Regions from separate parts of the Homo sapiens genome. Here region 2 is linked to region 1. Evidence: read pairs that join two places in POLR2A ChIA-PET (ENCODE). Cell type or tissue: Panc1. All regions are shown on one strand. Links, peaks and the distances in the headings refer to the core of each region. The heading gives the core; the rest is flanking DNA.

Region 1 (7,674 bases), core at 1-5,000:
ATTTCTTACACATCTTTCTTGCTGTTGAAGACAAAAATGACCCGCAAACATCATTGGATGAACAGAATTGCTCAAAATAGTTTTTAACCCAATTTAAAGTTTTTATGGTCATGTGTTATGTTAGTATTAACAAAGTCTGGATAGAAGCCAGTTTACCAGTTGGCTATCAAGGTTTTATACATAGCAACATGTAAAACATGACTTTTTTTTTTTTTTGAGACACAGTCTCATTCTGTTGCTCAGGCTGGAGCGCAGTAGTACGATCTCAGCTCACTGCAACGTCTGCCTCCCGGGTTCAAGCAATTCTCATGCCTCAGCCTCCTGAATAGCTGGGACTATAGGCATGTGCCACCGTACCCAGCTGATTTTTGTATTTTTAGTAAAGACGGGGCTTTGCCATGTTGGCCACGCTGGTCTTGAACTCCTGACCTCAAGTGATCCACCCACCTCAGCCTACCGAAGTGCTGGGATGACAAGGGTCAGCCACAGCACCCGGCAAAACGGCTTTTTATGTTGATGACACTATACACTGCATCTGATGGATTTTTTTTTTTTTTTTTTTGAGACAGTCTCGCTTTGTCACCCAGCCTGGGCAGTGTGGAGTGCAGTGGCACGATCTCGGCTCACTGCAAGCTCCTCCTCCTGGGTTCACACCATTCTCCTGCCTCAGCCTCCTGAATAGCTGGGACTACAGGCGCCCGCCACCATGCCCGGCTAATTTTTTGTATTTTTTAGTAGAGACGGGGTTTCACTGTGTTAGCCAGGATGGTCTCGATCTCTTGACCTCATAATCCGCCTGCCTCGGCCTCCCAAAGTGCTGGGATTACAGGCATGAGCCACTGCGCCTGGCCTGACGGAATTTTCAAGAGCTGAAAACCAAGTTAGAAACTGAGGCCCACAATGAATAAACCCATCATTACACAAGTAAAATGTGGAGATGGGATTATGAAACATTGAAAATCAAGAAAAAACATCTTGTCCCTAAAAACCTCATGCCACATAAGATTTTTTTTTTTAACAGAGCCAAGGTCTCATTCAATGAATAAACTCATCATTACACAAGTAAAATGTGGAGGTGGGATTATGAAACACTGAAAATCAAGAAAGAACATCTTGTCCCCCAAAACCTCATGCCACACAAGACTTTTTTTTTTTTTTTTTTTTTGAGGAAGAGTCTTGCTCTGTCACCCAGGCTGGAGTGCGGTGGCACGATCTTGGCTCACTGCAAGCTCCGCCTCCCGGGTTCACGCCATTCCCCTGCCTCAGCCTCCCGAGTAGCTGGGACTACAGGCACCCGCCACCACGCCTGGCTAATTTTTTTTTTTTTTTTTTTTTTTTTAGAGGAGACGGGGTTTCACCGTGTTAGCCAGGATGGTCTTGATCTCCTGACCTCGTGATCCGCCTGCCTCGGCCTCCCAAAGTGCTGGGATTACAGGCGTGAGCCACCGTGCCCAGCCAAGACTTTTTTTTTTTTTAATAGAGCCAAGGTCTTACTCTTTCGCCCAGGCTGCAGTGCAGTGGTGTGATCACAGCTCACTGCAGCCTTATCCTCCCGGGTTCAAGCAATTTTCCCACCTCAGCCTCCCAAAAGTAACTGGGACTACAGCTGCATGCCACCATGCCCAGCTAATTTTTTTTATTTTTAGTAGAGACAGGGTCTTGCTAAGTTGCCCAGGCTGGTCTCAGGTCCTCCTGCCTTGGCCTCCCAAAGTGTTGGGATTACAGGTGTGAGCCATGGCACCTGACCAAGATAATTTTGAAGGTAAAGCGGATCACTGAAATTAGGGTCTCCTATGTGTACTGAAAAAGTACACATTTTTTTACAGGAAATTTGCAAACAGAAAAGCTCCAGTTGGACACAAGCATAAATCAGATAAATTAACATCTCATTTGGAGGGTGAATTTGTAGTCCTGTGTTAATACAACGGATTTTTAGAGCAGAGAAACAATAGCCCTTAAAACTGCCAGGGGGTAAAGAAGTAAACAAGTGCTTTCTTAAGGACTGAAATGAAAAAGAAAAAGACCATTTCCCCCTAGATATGTGAACTCCTTTCATTATTCATGACATTGGCCCAAATTCCTAAACCGACTAATTTCCACAATAATGAAAACAGTAGTTGATAAGAACCACTGTAGACTAATGTCCAAGATAAATGTTTTCCAAAAGAAGTCAGATACCTGAAAACAATGCTCTGTATCTCTCTGAGTTCTCCAGCAAATCAGTACTGAGCTCCTCAGTCAAAGGTAATGTTGTCCTGCAAGCCTTTGTATCAGTGTCTGTTATGGCTTCCTAGATTAGAAGGCAGCCACATATAAAAATGTAGCCCTGTATTATATTTAATACAGGAGGGCTTTGGGATTTATTGGTGGCTCAGAGAGCATGCCATGAAAATGGGCTTACAGAGTCAATGATCAACCAGGGGCCCTATTAGGCAGGCAAGTAACTACATAAGAGAAACTCTGGCAAAAATGAAAGGGTAACTAAACACAAAGAGCCTTGTGGAGAAGTAAGATATTTTGCAAATTGTGTTTTGGAAAGTGAGCCTCTTAGAGGAAAACAACTACATGCTGACTGTGGTTAAATATAGGAATAAATTAAATTAACCACCAAGTTACAATATAACTCTTTGTTTCCTCATCTTTCTTAGAACTTAGCCTTAAAGGCCCAGTGTTGTGAAGATGAAGGCTTTTATGAAGTTTTGTATCCACTTTAAAGAAGCCCCTTAAGTGTAAATTTTATTTATTTTAATTTTTATTTGTTTTTAGTTGTTTTCTTTTTTTTTTTTTTCTTGAGACAGGTTCTCACTCCATTGCCCAGGCTGGAGTGCAGTGGTGCAATCACAATTTACTGCAACCTCGACCTTCTGGGCTCCAGCAATCCTCCCACCTCAGCATCCCAAGTAGCTAGACCACAGGAACGCACCACCACGCCCAGCTTTTCTTTTTTTTTTTTTTAATTTTTTGTAGAGATGAGGTCTTGCTACATCACCCAGGCTGGTCTCCAACTCCTGGCCTCAAATGATCCTCCCCCCTCAGCCTCCCAAAGAGCTGGGATTACAGGCATGAGCCTGCGCCCAGCCAGCTGTAAAATTTAGAAGCTGAAACGCCAACTGGGAGCAGTGGCTCACGCCTGTAATCCCAACACTTTGGGAGGCCAAGGCGGGCAGATCACGAGGTCAGGAGTTCGAGACCAGCATGGCCAATATAGTGAAACCCTGTCTCTACTAAAAATACAAAAAATTAGCCCGGGGTGGTGGCAGGCCCCTGTAATCCCAGCTACTCAGGAGGCTGAGGCAGGAGAATCACTTGAACCCAGGAGGTGGAGGTTGCAGTTAGCAGAGATTGCACCATTGCACTCCAGCCTGGGCAACAGTGTGAGACTCTGTCTCAAAAAAAAAAAAAAAAAGAAGAAGCTGAAACACCACAGCATTAGCCCACTACTAGCTCAACTCAATTACAAAGAGACCTCTTTAAAAACTGAACTATAAAGCAAATCTATAAAGTTTGAAGTCACCAGGCAAGTAAGAAAACATGTTACGGGGAAATTATCTGAAAAGAAACAACAAACAATGATAAACATGGAAAACCAGAGTCCAAGATCATCAACCGCTTAGATTCCACACAGTAGTCTTTCTAGGGAAAGAAAGTAGAGTCTTTTTTACAGAAATGCTGAAGAAGCAATTCAGAAGAAACCTAATGATTTATTAATGCCTTCGACCCACTCTACCCCTTCCTGTGAGTCTCCTTTCCACTGGGGACCCAGCAGGGCCTAGAATGGATGATGCTCATCACGGTTCACTGAAGCAGGTGGCTGCTCACCAGCAACTGATGGAACTGCCAGGCCCTGGGAAACCAGCCACCTTCTCCTGCTAGGAGTGAAGCAACTTCCTCACTGACTGTGACAGCCATGGCCTTCCTCTGAGTCTGCAGGTGACCATGTCTGCTCCTAGAATTCTATTTCCTTGACTGGTGCCATGTTTGTTTGTTTGTTTGTTTGTTTTGAGACAGAGTTTCGCTTTTGTTGCTCAGGCTGGAGTGCAGTGGCGCGATCTCGGCTCACGTGAACCCGGGAGGTGGAGGTTGCAGTGAGCCGCGATCACGCCACTGCATTCCAGCCTGAGCGACAGGGCAAGATTACGTCTCAAAAAAAAAAAAAAAAAAGAAAAAGAAAAAAACTAGTGATAAGAGCTAACATTTATTAAGCACTAATCAGGAACCAGGCTTTCAGTTTAGCACTTTGTATACATTATTATCTCATCTAATTCTCACAACGACTGTATGAGATTGGTACAATTATAAGTTTCTTTTTACAATGAGAAACTAAACCTAAGAGAAGTTAAGTTGCCCAAGGCCACACAACTAGACCTGGGAATCAAGCTCCAAACCAATTTCTCAAACCCCTGGGGCTTCCTGCCATAGTCTCACAGGACCTCACAGTTTCTATAAGAATGATTGAATATGGTGTTTCTGTGTGATTCTACTGCAAAGAATAATCAGTATAAGCATTTTCTGGATAATCAAAAGCAGTGATTCTCAGTATGGGCTACACATTAGAATGGCCTAGAAAGCACTGTAAAAATACTAATGCCCCATCCTGAGAGAGATTTCTTTTTTTTTTTTTTTTGAGATGGAGTCTCACTCTGTCCCCCAGGCTGGAGTGTAGTGGCGTGATCTTGGCTCACTGCAAGCTCCGCCTCCCGGGTTCACGCCATTCTCCTGCCTCAGCCTCCCGAGTAGCTGGGACTACAGGCGCCCACCACCACACCTGGCTAATTTTTTGTATTTTTAGTAGAGACGAGGTTTCACCGTGTTAGCCAGGATGGTCTTGATCTCCTGACCTCGTGATCCGCCCGTCTCGGCCTCCCAAAGTGCTGAGATTACAGGCATGAGCCACCGCGCCCGGCCCAAGAGATTTCTAATTTACTTCTGTTTTTATGCATATACCAAAGTGATGCCAGGGGCCCAGTGCAGCAGCTCACGCCTGTCATCCCAGCACTTTGGGAGGCCGAGACAGATAGATCACTTGAGGTTGGGAGTTCAAGACCAGCCTGGCCAACATGGTGAAATCCTGCCTCTACAAAAAATACAAAAATTAGCCAGGCGTGGTGGCATGCACCTGTAAACCCAGCTACTTGGGAGGCTGAGACATGAGAATCGCTTGAACCTGGGAGGTGGAATTTGCAGTGAGCCGAGATCACACCACGCACTCCCAGCCTGGGCAACAGAGTGAGACTCTGTCTCCAAAAAAAAAAAAAAAAAAAAGTGATGTCAGGGTTGAGACCCACTGATATCTGGATAAGCAGCTTGCAGCTTATAACTGAATCTTAGTCACAATTGTTAGTACAACCATTTCAGTTTGTGTTTATGCTGTTCACCTTGGCTCTTGCCAAGCAAAACCAAGTGAAGTCATATCACAGTGCCTAAAGACGAACCTTCTCAAAAGTTTTTGGAAAACAAGGCAGAATTGTCATCTCACTCCATACAGTGCTGAAATCAAAGAATATCCACCCAAGCAGTCAGTACCATGTTCCTTTGCAAGCAGCAACTTCATTACAGAAAAACATCTTCCATCGCATTAAATCAGCATTGTTCATGTGAATGTTATTAGTTTGGTAATTTTGTTTGTATTATATTTATAAATGGATACTGGTTTTACAGTTATAGAGGAGCAGTAAACACAAAATATTCACATCTAGTGTATAATTATAGTAATAAAAATAATTTCAAACACCACTGAGGGTCTGTGAGAATTTTTTTTTTTTCTATTTTTTTGAGACAGAGTCTTGCTCTGTCGCCCAGGCTGGAGTGCAGTGGTGCGATCTCCGCTCACTGCAACCTCCAACTCCCTGGTTCAAGCGATTCCCCTGCCTCAGCCTCCCGAGTAGCTGGGATTACAGGCATACGCCACCACGCCTGGCTAATTTTTTTGTATTTTTAGTAGAGATGGGGTTTCACCATGTTGGCCAGACTAGTCTCAAACTCCTGACCTCAGGCAATCTGCCCGCCTCAGCCTCCCAAAGTGCTGGGATTACAGGCGTGAGCCACCGTGCCCGGCCGGATAATTCTTTTTCTTTTAAAAGGAGTCTGTGTTACTCAAGTTTGAAAAATCCTGCTATGACCAGTATACAATACTGCCTGCTTTTGTTAGGTTAAAAAAAAAGTGCCAAAGGCATTAGAGATAAGACTTGATCAGATTCAAGTTTGAGTTTTGGGCAAGAATATTTCATAGGTGATGTTTTTCCCCTCAAGAAGCAAATAATGCCTGGTCTTCTCTGTGCTGCTAGCCGTTGTTAATAGCAATACTCAGGTCTGCTGATTCATTAGGACTTGCAAAATGGTGACATTCTATCATTCCTTCTTTATTTATCACCTAGAATACTTCTATAAAGAGAACTTCCACCCAGGTGCTGTGGCTCACACCTGTAATCCTAGCACTTTGGGAGGCCGAGGTGGGAGGGTCATTTGAGCCCAGGAGTTCAAGACCGGCCTGAGCAACATAATGAGACCCCGTCTCTATAAAAAATAATTATTATTATTAAAATAAGATAACTTTCCCCCATCTTACATTTTGTTACCTTGAGGTACACAGTTCACCCAGAAGAGGCAGAATAAATGCTTAATTACTCCCTTTTATTTACTAGTTTTCAAAAGAATGAATTTAGTGCCCCCCAGCATCTTCCAATTAGGCTTTTTTCCTTTCAAGTAGCATTATTATGTTTTAAAATAATATACAGATGGGGTTTCACCAAGTTGCCTATGCTGGTCTTGGACTCCTGAGCTCAAGCAATTCTCTCGCCTCAGCCTCCCAAAGTGCTGGGATTCCAGGCATGAGCCACCGCGCCCAGCCTGAAGTATCATTATTAACTCAAGGACTCTTAGCATTTCCTGTGTCTTAATTACTTGCCATTTTTTTCTTATTGAAGCTCAGATTTCCCTAATTGTCCAGTGAAAGCTTCTTCAAGTTGGCTCCAGAATTGAGTCCTTTGGACTCGACCCCAGAAGCCTTTGTTAACTTCTTCCCTTTTAAGTTGTCCCAGGCTCATCTAGTACATTTCCTCCCCCAGACCTGACATCAATGGCTAGGTAATTCTGAGCTTCAGCGGTTCCCAGGGGAAACAACATTTATTGGGAGCAGGTGGTGTTCACAGTTCTCTGTTTTGATAATAACACAGGCACAGCAGGGAGATCCTTTTAAAAGTGGGGCTTGAGAGTGGCGGCATTCACTCCAGGCTTTCCTGAGGAAGTGTTCCACCAGCTGTGGGCCAACACTGTCTTCTTCCACCTCAGTGTTTGTTTATACTGCTTTCTTTTATCCAGTGAATCAATAACAACAGCAACAATAAAAATGGCTTCAAAACAGCTACATCCACAACAACAAATCTGTTTGCAGAGACGTGGTCCAGAGGCAGTTTGGGTCTGGTGAACACTTGACTTGGAGTCAGAGGAAATTGAATTAGATTCTGGCTTTTCTTCATTTATGAGAATAAAAACAAACTTCATCTTTTTTTTAATTTATTTTTTATTTTTTGAGACGGAGTCTCACTCTGTCGCCCAGGCTGGAGTGCAGTGGCGCGATCTCGGCTCACTGCAAGCTCCACCTCCCGGGTTCACGCCATTCTCCTGCCTCAGCCTCCCAAGTAGCTGGGACTACATGCGCCCGCCACCACACCCGGC
Region 2 (7,681 bases), core at 1,702-6,701, 110 kb after region 1:
GAACTCAGAATACAACAAAATGATGAAGACAATAAAAAAATTTTGTCAAAATCAGGCTACACTGTTGTCCTCAGTAACGTGTTGTAAATTGAATGAAAAATCAAGAGAAAGGCCGGGCGCGGTGGCTCACGCCTGTAATCCCAGCACTTTGGGAGGCCGAAGCGGGCAGATCACGAGGTCAGGAGATCGAGACCATCTTGGCTAACATGGTGAAACCCCATCTCTACTAAAAATACAAAAAAAAAAAAAACAAAACATTAGCCAGGCGTGGTGGTGGGAACCTGTAGTCCCAGATACTCAGGAGGCTGAGGCAGGAGAAAACCTGGGAGGCGGAGCTTGCAGTGAGCCGACATCACGCCACTGCACTCCAGTCTGGGCGACAGGGCAAGGCTCCGTCTGAAAAATAAATAAATAAATAAATAAAAATAAAAATCAAGAGAAATGAGTCCACAATTCTTGAAACGTCAAAAGAATACAGAATACTCTCCTCCATAAGGAGCATTCAGGACAGTATCTACATTTTATACAGCAATCTTTTATTTTTATATTTTTTATTTTTTGAGACAGAGTTTCACTCTTGCCACCCAGGCTGGAGTGCAGTGCCACAATCTCGGCTCACTGCAATCTCCGTCTCCTGGGTTCAAGTGATTCTCCAGCCTCAGCCTCCTGAGTAGCTGGAATAATAGGTGCCTGCCACCACGCCCAGCTAATTTTTTTTGTATTTTCAGTAGAGATGGGGTTTCTCCATGTTGGCCAGGCTGGTCTCGAACTCCTGATCTCAGGTGATCTGCCTGCCTCGGCCTTCCAAAGTGCTGGGATTATAGGCATGAGCCACCATGCCCGGCCAGCAATCCTTTCTAACATGTAGGGCCACACACCAAACAGAACAGAGGCTTTCTCTGGAAAGGGGGCTGGGGGGAGGTGGACAATAGCAACCTGACCAACTGTACTATTTTGACTTTTTACAAGGAAAAGTATTTCAGTATTACTTACAACATTTTTTTTAAATAGATGTTTTCTTTTCAAAGCAGTTACCTTGATAAATCATATATGGAGTCGGAATTTACTACAACTATTTATATAAATTTCATAAGTGAAATTTATTTTTTAAAATTTATTTTATTATTATTATTTTTTGAGACAGAGTCTCGCCCTGTCACCCAGGCTGGAGTGCAGTGGTGTGATCTCGGCTCACTGGAACCTCCGCCTCCCGGGTTTAAGCGATTCTCCTACCTCAGCCTCCCAAGTAGCTGGGATTACAGGCCCACACCACCACGCCTGGCTAATTTTTGTATTTTTAGTAGAGACGGGGTTTTGCCACGTTGGCCAGGCTGGTCTCAAACTCCTGACCTCAGGCCTCCCAAAGTGCTGGGATTACAGACATGAGCCACCACACCCAACCAAAATTTACTTTTAATATGTAATCATATGGCTTCCATTTCTAAATGCCTTCAGATCACATTTTAAGCCTAAAAGAAAATCAGTCTCGGCCAGGCGCCGTGGCTCACGCCTGTAATCCAGCACTTTGGAAAGCCAAGTTGGTTAGATCACCTGAGGTCAGGAGTTCAAGAGCAGCCTGGCTAACATGGTGAAACTCTGTTTCTACTAAAAATAGAAAAAATTAGCCAGGCATGGTGGAGTGCGCCTGTAATCCCAGCTACTCAGGAAGCTGAGGCAAGAGAATTGCTTGAACCCTGGAGGCGGAGGTTGCAGTGAGCCGAGATCATGCCACTGCACTCCAGCTTAGGCAACAAGAGTGAAACTCCGCTTAAAAAAAAAAAGTAAAGAAAATCAGTCTCGATATATTTTAAATAAGAGTGGTAAAGAATAGAGAATGGGCCGGATTCGGTGGCTCGAGCCTGTAATCCCAGCACTTTGGGAGGCCGAGGCGGGCAGATCACTTGAGGTCAGGGGTTCGAGACAAGCCTGGCCAACATAGTGTGAAACCCTGTCTCTACTAAAAATACAATAATTAGCTGGTGGGCACCTGTAGCCCCAGCTACTCAGGAGGCTGAGGCAGGAGAATCGCTCGAACCCAGGAGGCAAAAGGCTGCAGTGGGCCGAGATCGCACCACTGCATTCCAGCCTGGGTGACAGAGTGAGACTCCGCCTCAAAAAAAAAAAAAGATTCATTATCTCCACACACACACACACAAAGATGAGAAAATGGCATCTGTACGCCTATGTTTATTGCAGCACTATTTACAATAGCAAAGACTTGGAAGCAACCCAAATGCCCATCAGTGATAGACTGGATAAAGAAAATGTGGCACATATACACCATGGAATGCTATGCAGCCATAAAATAGAATGAGTTCTTTATAGGGACATGGATGAAGCTAGAAACCATCATTCTCAGCAAACTAACACAGGAATAGAAAACCAAACATCACATGTTCTCACTCATAAGTGGGATTGAACAATGATAACACATGGAAGGGAACATCACACACTGGGGCCTATCAGGGGATGGAGGGCAAGGGGAGGGAGACCATTAGGACAAACACCTAATGCATGCGGGGCTTAAAACCTAGATGACAGGTTGATAGGTGCAGCAAACCAACATGGCATGTGTACCTATGTAACAAACCTTCATGTTCCGCACATGTATCCCAGGACTTAGAGTAAAATAGAAAAAAAAATTACAATATTAGTCTTCATTAAAACAATCTCTACTGGAACCTTTTCTACATCTCCTAATTAAACGTAGTGTCCAACATAAACTTTTCTTTCTGTTGTGGTGGTGGTGGCGGTAAAGAATCAAGCTTTATGTAAACTTGGTCAATAATAAGATTATCTCATTCTACTAAAAAAAAAAGAAGAAGAAGAAAAGAAAATGGCATTTTTTTTAAAAAAAAAAAAGAGGAAGGGGACTTGTAGTATGATTCCACCGAGTTTTTTGAAAATGTCATACCAAGGGTATATTTGAATATGTCCAGAACGGAGTCTAAAAAGATGTTAGGGCCGGGCGCAGTGGCTCATGCCTGTAATCCCAGCACTTTGGGAGGCTGAGGTGGGCAGACCACGAGGTCAGTGGTTCGAGACCAGCATGACCAACACGGTGAAACCCTGTCTCTACTAAAAACACAAAAATTAGCCGGACGTGGTGGTGCACGCCTGTAATCCCAGCTACTCAGGAGGCTGAGGCAGGAGAATTGCTTGAACCCGGGAGATGGAGGTTGCGGTGAACGAAGATGGCGCCACTGCACTCCAGCCTGGGCAACAGAGTAAGACTCCGTCTCAAAAAAAAAAAATATGATGTTAACAGTGGTTGTCTATAGGTGGTGATATTAAAGGTAATTCTTATCTCTATTTCCTGAAGTTTTTACAAAAAAACCATTGATTTGTTTTGTAACATGCAAAGAACAAAAATGGCTAGCTCCTGAGGATATTATAAAGGTTTGCCACAAAGTTTGAAGATAATTCCAAATGAGGAAGAGTAAAAATGTTTTGATCAGTGATAGAATTTTTGGAATAAATATAATGACAGTATAATTAAATCTATCCTCTCAAAACGACTGTTTTGATGCATTCATTTGAATGTAAAATTTGGGAGCACTCATACTTTAACAATAACAATAAAACCCACAATCATTTCGATCTGTTTCACAGCAAAGGAGGATATAAAGCCAAGAATTTATCTCCCTTTGTCACTCAGGCTGGAGTGCAGTGGTACAATCATAGCTCACTGTGGCCTTGAACTCCTGGGCTCACCTAATCCTTCTGCTTCAGCCTCCCAAGTACCTAGGACTATGGGTGTGACGGAGCACACTCAGCTATTTTTTTTTTTTTTTTTGGTAGAGATGGAGTCTCACTATGTTTCCCAGGCTGGTCTCAAACTCCTGGTCTCAAGCAATCCTCCTGCCTTGGCCTCCCAAAGCGCTGGGATTACAGGTGTGAACCACCATGCCCAGTAAAGTTTAGACTTCAAACAACATTAAAAAAACTCTTCCTAATACAACAAACATAGAACTATTTTATGAGAAATTTTTAATTCTTTAGTTCTGTACTACAGTAATTGGTATTTCCTAGCTCTTTCTCATCCACTGTAAACAGACTACAATCTAAAGAGATAAGCAGAGAAAAAAATGAGGCTGTTTTCAAGACTAATATTATCTTTTTCTCACAGAAAACCAAGTTCTGTTTCATCTTTGGAGGGTAGAATTCACCACAAAATTAGGTCAGCAAAGCAAACAAAATGTCTCATCTGCAATTGTTTCATTTTCTACTCTTTAAAGATAGCGATTAGATTTTATAAAATTCATGTAGAAAAATAATAAACTTGTGCGATAAACAGGAAGAAAACCTTAGGGCCAAAGAGTGAGATAATTGTTCATTTAGGCAGGTTTTGAGTCATCCAGTTGGGCTATACTGGTTTTAAAGACTTGGAACACAGATAATATGTAATTTATCAAGTCCAGAATTTATTTTGAACTTCCTCATCCAGACAGAAATTTACTGCTACTTAAGACTCCTATATATATGTGTTTTTTTCTCTATTAGAATGGCATCCTGGGACCCACTCAATCTTTTCTGAATTAAGGAAATATAGGGAGGAAAAAATCGTTGGGAAACATTTACTTCAAGTTTAGCTTTTCAAATGCATCTGTGTTTCCAAGCAACTAATAAAATGTACATCATTTAATAGGAGAGCTAGTCTGTCAAAGTAAAATCTATCTGGGCAGGGCATGCTGGCTCATGCCTGTAATCCCAGCACTTTGGGAGGCCGAGGTGGGCGGATCCTTTGAGCCCAGGAGTTCAAGACCAGCCTGGGCAACAGGCTAAAGGTGAAACCCCCTCTCTACAAAAAATACAAAAAATTATCTGGGAATGGTGGCACGTGCCCATAGTCCCAGCTACCCAGGAGGGTGAGGCAGGAGGATCGCTTGAGCCTGGGAGGTGGAGGTTGCAGTGAGCTAAGATTGTGCCACTGCACTCCAGCCTGGGAGACAGAGCATGATTCTGTCTCAAAAAAAAAAAAAAAAATCTATCTAGACACAGGTTTCTATCTAGACACATGGCTCTGTCTCAAAAAAAAAAAATCTACCTAGACATGGGTTTCATATCTCTTTTTTTGTTGTTGTTTTTTTTGACATAGGGTCTCATTCTGTCACTCAGGCTGGAATGCAGTGGCACAATCACAGCTCAATGCAGCCTCAACCTCCTGGGCTCAAGTGATCCTCCCATCTCAGCCTCTCAAGTAGCTGGGACTACAGGCAGGCACCACCATACCTGGCTAATTTTTGCATTTTTTGTAGAGACGGGCGGGGTTTCGCCATGTTGCCCAGGTTGGTCTCAAACTCCTGGACTCAAGGAATTCTCCTGCCTCAGCCTCCCAAAGTGCTGGGATTACAGGTGTGAGCCACCACGTCGGGCCTAGACCCGGGTTTCATATCTTAACAGACCACCATGTGCACAGAGAACTCTAAACTCACTAATGAAAACTGCCTTTGACTTCATCTCAGTTATTCATGTGCGTTTTTCTTCTTTAAGGAAAACTGTAAGCCTTTTTTGGAAAAAAAAAATCATGTACAAGACTCAATTCGGTTGATAACCATCTGACCTCATAATGAAAATCTGTGCAAAAATAAGGAACAAAAACAAGTAAAGTAAATGTTTGGACTATACCCAGCAACTTTAACAGGACTCCCAAATGGTGTGACTCCACAAACAGGCTCAGTTCTATCTGCCAAGTGAGGTAAACCATCAACAGACAATGTAGGAAACTTCTTGGAGCCCGTATAATCACTTTTTGCTTACTTACTCACTCACCAGTCTAACCCATGTCACATGAATCAGCATCTCTAATAGGAGAGGAGACTCATTTTCAGCAAGCACAAACAAAAACAGGCTAGTTCACAAGGACTGAAGTTTGTGGAATGGGGGAAAAGAAAAAAAGAACCTTTATTAGTTAGTTTCATATATTCCATTTTAAAAGACTGTTCAGAAGAAGGAATAGACTTCTTTTCAGGAATATCTGAAAAAAGAAACTACTGGGAATTCCTCCACACTAAGGCAATGAACATGCACTTGTGGATCTATCTCTAGCTCCCACAGAGGGGGCTCCTCATCCTCATGGAACCAAACAAAGAAGTCCTTAAGCGGGAGCCAGTGTGGGCTTTGAATAAAACACGCTGCATTGCTTCAAACAGCCAGAAATAGGAAGACAAAGGATAACTGCACTTAAAGTGCCTTTAAAACAATATTCACTTAAAATTCAACTATACTATCCATAATGCATAAAGCTGTATCAGGAAAATATAGCTTAACAATCAAAGTCATAGGCTTTCAGCATACTGAAAACTCTACGACCCTTGCCCTACATTCCTGCTTCTCCAAGTTTTAGTGAACACTGAAAATAAGTTTAAAAACCTACCACATTAAGAAATTGGCACTGATTAAATTTTCTAACAAAACTGGCATGAGGCTATGCAAAAATTAGGAAAAACTCAGCAAAAGTGAAAAATAAATAACTTCCAAATTCTAAAATATAACTTTAGACTAGGATTTTTTTGTCCCTGAAAATATATAAAGTTTCATGCTGTATGAACTAACTGTAAAATTCCACTTAAGCATTATTGGGGAAAATCAACTGATACACTCTTTCAATTCCTTTATTTTAAAGATCTCTTAGTACTTTCTTGTCATATTAAAAATAAGTCTAAACTTTTTGAAACAGATATCTTTGCTATTGAGATTTATTACACACCTAATAACATGCATTTATATATCTAATTTTAAATGTACAATACAAACAAATATGCAAGTTCGTTTCCTAGCCTCTAAGAAGTTCCAGTCTAGCCTAGAAAGGACATGGGTGTGGAACACATATACATATAGATTATAAATTAAACCTTTACGTCATAAAAGTCTACAAATATCAACAGGCCTCATGGGGTAATCAATTCATTTATCATAAATGTCTGGTACATCATCTACTTTTCTCCTCCACTGTGCCTCTAATCTCTCCGTTCTTTTAATGTATCGTTTTACTTCTTCTTTCTCCTCTTCCAGTGTTAGTTACAACTGTGAGGCTATCTGCATTTCAGAAGTAGATAGAAGAATGCTACAGTGTCCTGAGCAGAATTCATTTCCAAATGAGAAGTGAAATAACCCAAGTTAATTCACGTTTTACAGTTGTTAAGTCCAGAGTGCTAACCTGCAAGCATAGATTACTTCAGTGGACAAATGTGATACAAGAGGAACAGAAAACACCTTACATTGATATAGTGCTTTGTAGTTCACGGTTCTTTTCGCATATTATCTCAATTGAATCTCCCAACAATCCTGTGAGATACAGAGGGACATACTACTATCCCCACAGGATCATGATCAGAGGACGCTGAGAGATTAAGAAATCTCAACTGGCCCGGCATGGTGACTCATGCCTGTAATCCCAGCACTTTGGGAGGCCAAGGAGGGCAGATCACTTAAGGTCAGGAGCTCAAGACCAGTCTGGCCAACATGGTGAAACCCCATCTCTAATAAAAATACAAAAACTAGGCCAGGCGTGCTGGTGCATGCCTGTAGTCCCAGCTACTTGGGAGGCTAAGGGAGGAGACCGGCTTGAACCCAGGAGGCGGAGGGTGCGGAGAGCCAAGACTGCGCCAGTGCACTCCAGCCTGGGTGACAGGGCAAGACTCCGGCTCAAAAAAAAAAAAAAAAAAAAAGAAATCTCAAC

What was found. Peaks named below come from ENCODE experiments on the same cell type or tissue, not always from the same donor. Only the 100,000 strongest peaks of a DNase experiment are listed, where the experiment ranks them.
Region 2: POLR2A ChIA-PET joins it to region 1 with 8 read pairs; 33 of 35 experiments call an interaction of 5 or more read pairs at or near these places.

The regions. Positions count from the first base shown.
Region 1 is chrX:23,786,243-23,793,916 of GRCh38, forward strand. No RefSeq gene overlaps it. Among named protein-coding and RNA genes, the nearest start is that of SAT1, 6.9 kb to the left of the region's middle. In Panc1, for the core only: no CTCF peak of the experiment used is centred there; no DNase peak of the experiment used is centred there; H3K4me3 peaks cover 423 bases; H3K27ac peaks cover 1,506 bases.
Region 2 is chrX:23,893,026-23,900,706 of GRCh38, forward strand. All of the region lies in intron 1 of APOO (apolipoprotein O), which reads right to left. Among named protein-coding and RNA genes, the nearest start is that of APOO, 11 kb to the right of the region's middle. In Panc1, for the core only: no CTCF peak of the experiment used is centred there; no DNase peak of the experiment used is centred there; H3K27ac peaks cover 2,935 bases.